Linked DNA regions of Homo sapiens: region 2 is linked to region 1. A link is an interaction called in ENCODE POLR2A ChIA-PET data of the cell type or tissue named here. Cell type or tissue: B cell. All regions are shown on one strand.

Region 1 (4,000 bases):
CCATGATTACAGAAACAGCAACCACGATGACAAAAGCACAGACCACCATGGTCCTTGCAGAGGGTACTGAACAAGCCCCATCTGGGCTCTGCCTGTAACCAGTTGCACTGTTCCGAAGGCCTGAGCTTCTATTCATGAAGGACATGCCCAGCAGCTTTGCTGATGACTCATAATCCTCTTCATCCTCCTCCATCTCATGCTCACCAAGACCCCGCACCAGCAGTCGGGAACCCCGGGGCTCATATTCCACCTCATCAGGCTCTAGAGGATGTAAACAAGGCTCTTTGGCTAAATCCACCACATCTGGTTCTTCCTCAAACATGCTGTTTTCAATCATATTCCTGGGGAGCTGAAGCCGATCTAAAAAACCAAAACATAAGAACAAGGCACAGAGTTAGAAAAAAAAAAGCTCATAATATTAATAACATGTCTTCTACCTAGACCACATTTAAACTAAGAATTTTTTTAAGTCACTAAGACTTATTTCCATCTCAGAGCTACTGAATTAAATAAGATGTTTATACCATTGAGTCATCCATTAAAAACTAAAACATAAATAAAAGTATACCACAGTTATGAAACAAGAAAGCTAAATAAACAGGCTATTATATTTTTAAAAAGTTAGCTGAGATAATATACTAATTTCCTTAATATACTCCTGCCCCACAACCTGGGACCCTGCCCTGGGCTTGAGAGGGCACTGTTTTGGCATTCCTCTGACTATGTCTGTCCCCACCAGGCGAGGAGTCAGTAGGATCAAAGGGATGTGCCCACCTACAGTCCACGGTTCCCCTTCTAGGGTTTGGGCACTGCAATCCCAGAATTTCTGTCCAACAGGCCTCAAATCTGCTTCCAAGGTATTTGTGGGTCTCATCCCTGAGTCTCATTCTCTCTAGGGAGCACCACAAGCTGGTATGCCCATTTCTAAGATTGAGTATGGCTAAGCAACAGGATGGGTTATTGTTTTCCCCTGAAAGAGGAATGTTTCTGTCCCACAGCAAATGGGAAGCAGCAAATTATATGGGAAATTTCCATAAGCAAGAAATGATTTTTAAAAAGATCAAAAGACAATAAAAGTCAGATAAAATTATAATTCAATCTGTTTTTCATGCTTCCATGGCTTTCAGAAGTACAACATATTTCCATGGGAAACAACCATACTGCACACCATGAGTGTTAGTGGATCTCAGTGGGAGCTTTTACAAACTACAACAAACCACACCTTCCGATTTGCCAAAATCACTGAGAAAAAAGACTCTAGAAGTAGAAGGGTCGATAATCCCCCATATATCAGTACTTCCTAGGATTAGATCGTTCAATGTTTTTTATTTAAAATTCATACAATTTTAGTTTTTAAGGGATCTCAAAAGTTATCAAATTGAAACCTCCACTAATCTTCCCTACAAGGGAAGATACTTTATACCTATCATTTCTAACCCTTACAACAATCCTATAAAATGGCAAGTATTCTATTTTAGACATGAGAAAATAGAAAAAGAGAAATAGATTAATTCGTCTTCATAAAGTCACACAGCTATTTAGTCATAAAACTGATATTAAAGCACAGGTCTAAAAATTTGATTCAAAAGTTTATGCTCTTTTCATTATATTGCATCCCTCTACTCAAACTAATTCAATAAAAGATGAGAGCCCTGAATTATTTATTTCATACCTGGCAATGAAGTTGCTAAGAGTATTATTTCACCATCAGGAGAGCAAAGCTTACAAAAAACTACTGAATATCTAGCTTAAGATAAATGCTATGTATTTTGTGCTATTCAACAAACACTGTAATGGTGGAAACTCTTCATCCATAAAACATATTATTGATAAATATTAGGATAAAATTTGCAGTTTTGCTGTTCAGTGTGGCCTGTGACCCTGCAGCATTTGCATCACATTGCAGCTTGTTAGAAACGCAGCCTCTGAAGTCTCCACCTAGAATACGAATTTTAACAAATCCTCGGGTGCTCACGTGCACTTAAGTTTGAGAGGCACTGGTATAAGCATCTTCCATGGTCAGATCCCAGCCAGCACTAAATACCATTCCTGAGTATGCTCTGGCCATCCCAAACTGCTTACTATTTTGAGCACAGGCCAGGCAGCTATTCCACGCTATCCTCCACATGTCTCTTTTTCTTTTCTCTTCCCTCTGCTTGCAGTGTCATCATCTCCCTTTCCCATGCCCATCCACCTGGTATTCCGTACCTCAGCTTAACTTGCTACAACACAAATTAAGAAAAGTTATGTTTTTTTGTTTTTCCTTTGTCTTTATTACCTTTAAAAAATAAACTTTCTTTTCATTTCACTTCACCCATTTCTGCTTTGGGGAGCATATGGATCACAATGAGGTTACCTTTTCCTGACTCCTCTCCAACCTGAACTGTATACAAGTTATGCTACTTTAAAATTTTTATTTGAATAAAACTTCTAATCATTTTCTAGGTATGAGTTTAGCATTCTGCCATCTACCCATCTACTATGAAAGAAGAAGGGTTCTAACATACTGCTTTTGGGAATATAATCTCCTAAACTTCCTATAGTGCCCCAATTTCTTGTTAAAAAAAAAAAGTATGTTCTGTTTTGATAGTTAATAGTGTTTTGGGTCATACACTTCATTAACAGAGCAAATATTGCTGTATTCAATTTTTTAAAATTGCTTTTAAAACTCTTAATGATTAGAAAGTTTCTGTAGTAGTTTTTTGGTTCCTGGCACACTGCTGTAGACTAGCTTAATTTTTTTTTTTAATTTAAAAATGTCTAAAAAGGCCTTTTTTGACTTTTTTACCACACATGGGAAGATTATGCTCTCAGGCATTTGCCCCATGTGTTTTGTTCTGTGTCAGGCCTACTGCAGACAACAATGGGTTCTGTACAGCATGGTTTTATTTACTATATTTCTGAACTAACTCCAGGTACAATCTCAGCTTAATATTTAGAGCATTCCAATCTCTCAATTCTGTCCCCTTAGAACTTTGTTGCTGTGTTTTTTTATTCTTCTGCCATGCCATTTAAAGCCAAGAGATATTCTACAGTTTGACAATTTGGTATCTCCTGTCTGCATGTCATTAATTTCAAATCTTCTGACAAGGGCTTAGTCAGATGCCTGCCTAAATCCAAATAACTTACTTTTATTATTTCACTCCCAGTCAGAATAATACCAACGTAGAATTTTAATCTTTCAGAAATGGAGATCACATCAACCCATTTGCTATATTTCACTGTGCAATATAGAAGCACAGTTTTTTTTTTGTATGCACAATCATATCAAGTTAAATATATCAAATCAGGGAAAATCACTTTTATTACAGGTATCCCATGAAGATACATGAAGGTACTTCAAGCCTATTTAAGAAAATGTTGATTTGATTCTTAAGTCAGTACACTTTGATTTTGGCATTAAATTGTAACATAACACATGATTACCCCTTGCTCGATGGGATTTATTCCTACTGAAAGAAGGGATCCTAAAGAAACAGGGAATTTTCTAAAACCTCTTAAATCCACATATAGAAGCTATCTATAAGTCAAAGCAAAGAACCTTCTACTGAAATGTTTCAGTTTTAAATAACATAGGCCCATGTGGTTATAATCTAAGAGAACTGAAGACATTTCTTTTCATCAGATACTGTGAACTAGCATTCCTCAATGTTGTTTGTGGACCAGTGCCAATGTGCAAAAGTGTGACCCATCTGGGACAGGATATACATAGACTATTAGTACCCAAAAACTTTTATGACAATTTGACAGAGTAATTTTTATGTGTATTGAATTTAATAATGTATAAAACTGAGCTATTTTTGTATGTCTTTTTTCATTTCATTTTTCTAATTAATTTTTTTATATGCTACAAAATTTCTGCAACAGATTAAAAATTAAAAAAACAGAAACAATAAACCCTGGTTCTTCAGCTCAGATAATGTGAGAAGCAGTGAGTTAGACTGTCACTATAATGGCAATAACAGTCAAGATAAAGTTCTTAACTATGTCAGTAGCAGTG
Region 2 (4,000 bases), 1.2 Mb after region 1:
CCGTGGCTGGGACTACAGGCATGAGCCATCATACCCAGCTAATTTTTTAAGTTTTTGTACAGATGGGGGTCTTGTTATGTTACCCAGGCTGGTCTTGAACTCCTGGCCTCAAGCTATCCTCCCACCTCAGCTTCCCAGAGTGCTGGGATTACAGATGTGATCCACCTCAACAAGCCTGTTTTTCATTTTTAGAAAAATGTTTTTCACAGATTCTTGAATTCTGAGTGCATTCCTCCTAGGGGAAGAACAAGCCTTTTAAAGCTGCATGTTTGATCCCCAACAGGGAAGTGTTTGTATTCAAAGGGTCTGAAAGCTCCCGAGGGTTTTTTTTTTTTTTTTTTTTTTTTTGAGACGGAGTCTCCCTCTGTGCCCAGGCTGGAGTGCAATGGCGCAATCTCAGCTCACTGCAAGCTCCACCTCCCGGGTTCACGCTATTCTCCTGTCTCAGCCTCTCGAGTAGCTGGGACTACAGGCGTCTGCCACCATGCCTGGCTAATTTTTTGTATGTTTAGTAGAGACGGGTTTTCACTGTGTTAGCCAGGATGGTCTCAATCTCCTGACCTCGTGATCCACCCGCCTCAGCCTCCCAAAGTGCTGGGATTACAGGCGTGAGCCACGGCGCCCGGCCTGATCCTGCAGTCTTAATTATTCTATAAAGTAGCTGTATCTAGTAGGTAATCAGCAGGACATGATTATGGAAAGTTAGTGGCTTCAATCAAGCCATGTACTTGGTAAAACCTGTTTTTGTTTTGCTATAGTCACAGCTCCTAAATTAGTGCCTTCATTTATTTCTCCTCTAATGCACTTTTCTTTACATAGATCTGAGTTTCTGAACTATATCATTTCCCTTCTCTCTGAAGAACTTCTTTGGGCATTTCTTGCAAGGTGATTCCATTGGTAACACATTCCCTCAAGTTTTGTTTACCTTAGAAAGTATTTCTCCTTCGCATTTGAATGATGATTTTACTGGATGCAACAAATATTTTTAAGCACCTACTATGTACCAGACACTTTTATGTACATTGGGGAAAAAATTCTGCCTTTTCTGCCATGAAAAAAACCCTTCTGCCTTTGTTGAACCTATATTCTAGTGGGGGAGACAAACAAATACAGTAATAAAACAGTATGTTGGGAGTTGGTAAGTGGCACGTGCTATGAGGAAAAGTAGGAAAGGTAGGGAGGAAGCATCAGGGTCCAGTTTTAAATGGAGCCATTGGGTCTCACTGAGAAGGGAACATTCGAGCAGATATCTATAGGAGCTGAGGGAGATGGGTGTACACAATTTACAGGTAGAGTGAATGCAAAGGTCCTGGGGTAGACGTTTGCCTGGCAGGTTTGTGGAATAGTAAGGAAGCCAGTATAGTTGCAGCACTGTGAGCCAGTAGGAGAGTTAGTGGAGGTGAGGTCTGAGAGCTAATAGGAGCTTGGAAGAACTGTGACTGGTACTCGGTGTGAGATGAGATGCCCCTGGTGGGTGCTGAGCAGACGAGTCACTTGATCTGACCCCATTTTGAAAGGGCCACTCTGGCAGCTGTGGGGAGAAGAGACAGTAGGGCAAAGGTGAAGGTTGAAGCTGGGAGACATTGGGAGGCTATAGTAGTTATTCAGGTGACAGATGAAGGTGGCTTATACCAGGGAGGTAGCCGAGGAGTGTTGAGAAATTGCTTTTGAGTAGTTGCATTTGTGTAACCCTAGCTAGCGTACAGGAGATGTTGCCTGGCTGAGGCTGGGGAAACCTAGTGCAGGAGAATAAGAACCACAGGATTACCAAACTCGTTTTGGGGTGGCAGTTCTTTCCTCTCCTTGACAGTAGCGGACTCTCAAGTTCCTCTAAAGAGGAGGCTGGGACGGGAAGGGACAGGAGGGGAAGCAGCACAGGGTATTTCCTCTTCTTTGCTCAACTTTATCAACAGTACTTCTTGCTTTGGTTTCACTGCCACAGCACCCCCGTGCCGTCTGTACAGCCTGCCATTCAGCTCCCGTTAGGGGTACCATTCACTGATACGATTTATGGCAGTTTTGCAGTTGTCCAGACTAGAGGATGGGTGTGAGGGTAAAGGAGCCTTTCGCTTCTTTGCCAGACACTGAGCACAAAACTCCACGCTGGGAGCAGCCTGGTCACATTTCAGGGTCATCTCAGGAGGCTGGGGGGCAGCTCCAGGGCTGTGGGTTTTCAAAGCCTCAGTTATCCTGTGAGAGCACAGGGAATAGCCATGGAAATGTGCAAGATTTGTTTTTAATTTTTAGACTTTATTTTTAATGCCTACCTTCACCCAGACCCCCTTTTTAATAAAAGTGCTGTAAGAACTTATCCACAATAATGAAGCCCCTTTTCTCACCTTTCTCACTTTTTGGACAATTTGCTCCAATTATTATGCTTTCTGAGGAAAGCCCAAAGCTTTGAAAAATAGTCTCATTGCTTTCTGCCTCCACCTCTCCCTCCCCTCCAGTGCGTTCCTGGTACTCGGGGAGAGGCCCGCTGGCTCTGATGACGCGGTGACCTCCATGGGGCTTTTTTCTTCACTGCCAGGCAGCCTTGGTGGAACACTCCTGGCCTATAAATTCAGCCACGTTGAGGGTATTTCCTCCTCCCTCGCGATTCTAAAAGCCCTCTGGAATTCTGGAATGTGTCTGCTCCTAGCAGCAGGGAGGAAGTGTGTAACTAGAGAGGAGCCTATTCAGCAGGTGTCATGACTGTGGCTTGGCGTGGGTGACGCACCCTCATCCGGGGTGAGTTAACCATCTTATGATGGACCAGCGATTAAAGGAGACTCAAACACCACTACACCCCCCTGGTTGAGGACAGAGCTCACTTGTGTTGCTTTGTTTTGCTTTCTTTGTTTTGCTCTGTCGTCCAGGTGTGAGTGCAATGGCACCATCACAGCTTACTGCAGCCTCGACCTCCCGGGCCAAAGCAATCCTTCCACTTCAGCCTCCTGAGTAGCTGGGACTACAGGCATGCACCGCCATGCCTGGCTAATTTTTGTATTTTTTGTAGAGACGGGGTCTCACGATGTTACCTAGGCTAGTCTTGAACTCCTGGGCTCAAGCGACCCTCCCACCTCAGCCTCACAAAAGTAGTAGGATTACATTCATGAGCCACTGTGCCTGGCCCTCACCTGTGTTTTAACAACACAGAGAGATGATTGTACTTAATAAACCATGGACCTGAAAAATCAGAGACGTAATGCAAATACTTTTCCAGCTGTATTTAGAAACGAACTCCTTCCTTCCTGATTGCTGTGACCCAGTTTACAATCTTAGGTGTGGTCCCTGATGCAGAGAAAGCAGAGTTCAATCTAGGTGGTCTGACTGCAGCCAATCAGAATTCTCCTTCTGAAACATGTTTCTGTAGAGTGAAATTTTTAAATCCCTTTGACAAGTTGGACAAGCTCATGCATAGCACACAACTTGAAAACTCTTCTGGCGTAAAAACATTCTCGAGTTAATAATGTTACCCCTTATAACAGAAAGGAAGTCCTGTCCTGTGAGCATATACATAAGGAGGTTTTAAAGTGATTTGAAAAGTTTGGAATCACGGGAAATATTTAGTGGTAGGATAGAAATGTTCTGTCTAATCTAGTAATGTAGTAATGTCCTGGGTCGTGTGCTTTTTTAGGTGCCTCGAGTCTTTATTGGTAAAGATTGTATAGGCGGATGCAGTGATCTAGTCTCTTTGCAACAGAGTGGGGAACTGCTGACGCGGCTAAAGCAGATTGGAGCTCTGCAGTAACCACAGGTGAGTGGCAGGTGAGGTGCTGGGCCAGGAACATGGGAGACCGTGGAATTCTTCTGTCGTGGTTTGTTATACTGTATGACAGCATTCTGGTTGGGGGAAGAAATGATTTGGGGTGAGTTGAGGAATGGTGATGTCAATCACTTATGAATTTCACACTTTACAAAGAGATCGTGTCAATGAGAGAAATCCTTTCACTCAAGCTTCATTTAAGAAATATTTATTAAGCATGTGCCAGACACATGAGAATATAATGATGCATAA

What was found. ChIA-PET counts read pairs that join two places held together with the same protein. Peaks named below come from ENCODE experiments on the same cell type or tissue, not always from the same donor. Only the 100,000 strongest peaks of a DNase experiment are listed, where the experiment ranks them.
Region 2: POLR2A ChIA-PET joins it to region 1 with 7 read pairs; 1 of 35 experiments calls an interaction of 5 or more read pairs at or near these places.

Annotation. Positions count from the first base shown.
Region 1 is chr5:96,975,498-96,979,497 of GRCh38, reverse strand. It overlaps LNPEP (leucyl and cystinyl aminopeptidase), which reads right to left. Exons shown (of 18, transcript NM_005575.3): 2 at 1-360. Among named protein-coding and RNA genes, the nearest start is that of LNPEP, 41 kb to the right of the region's middle. In B cell, no CTCF peak of the experiment used is centred here; no DNase peak of the experiment used is centred here; H3K27ac peaks cover 480 bases.
Region 2 is chr5:95,816,246-95,820,245 of GRCh38, reverse strand. GLRX (glutaredoxin) reads left to right here. Exons shown (of 3, transcript NM_001118890.2): 2 at 3,620-3,739. The coding sequence ends at 3,733. Among named protein-coding and RNA genes, the nearest start is that of GLRX, 4.5 kb to the left of the region's middle. In B cell, no CTCF peak of the experiment used is centred here; a DNase peak (open chromatin) is centred at 1,865; H3K4me3 peaks cover 1,655 bases; H3K27ac peaks cover 3,496 bases.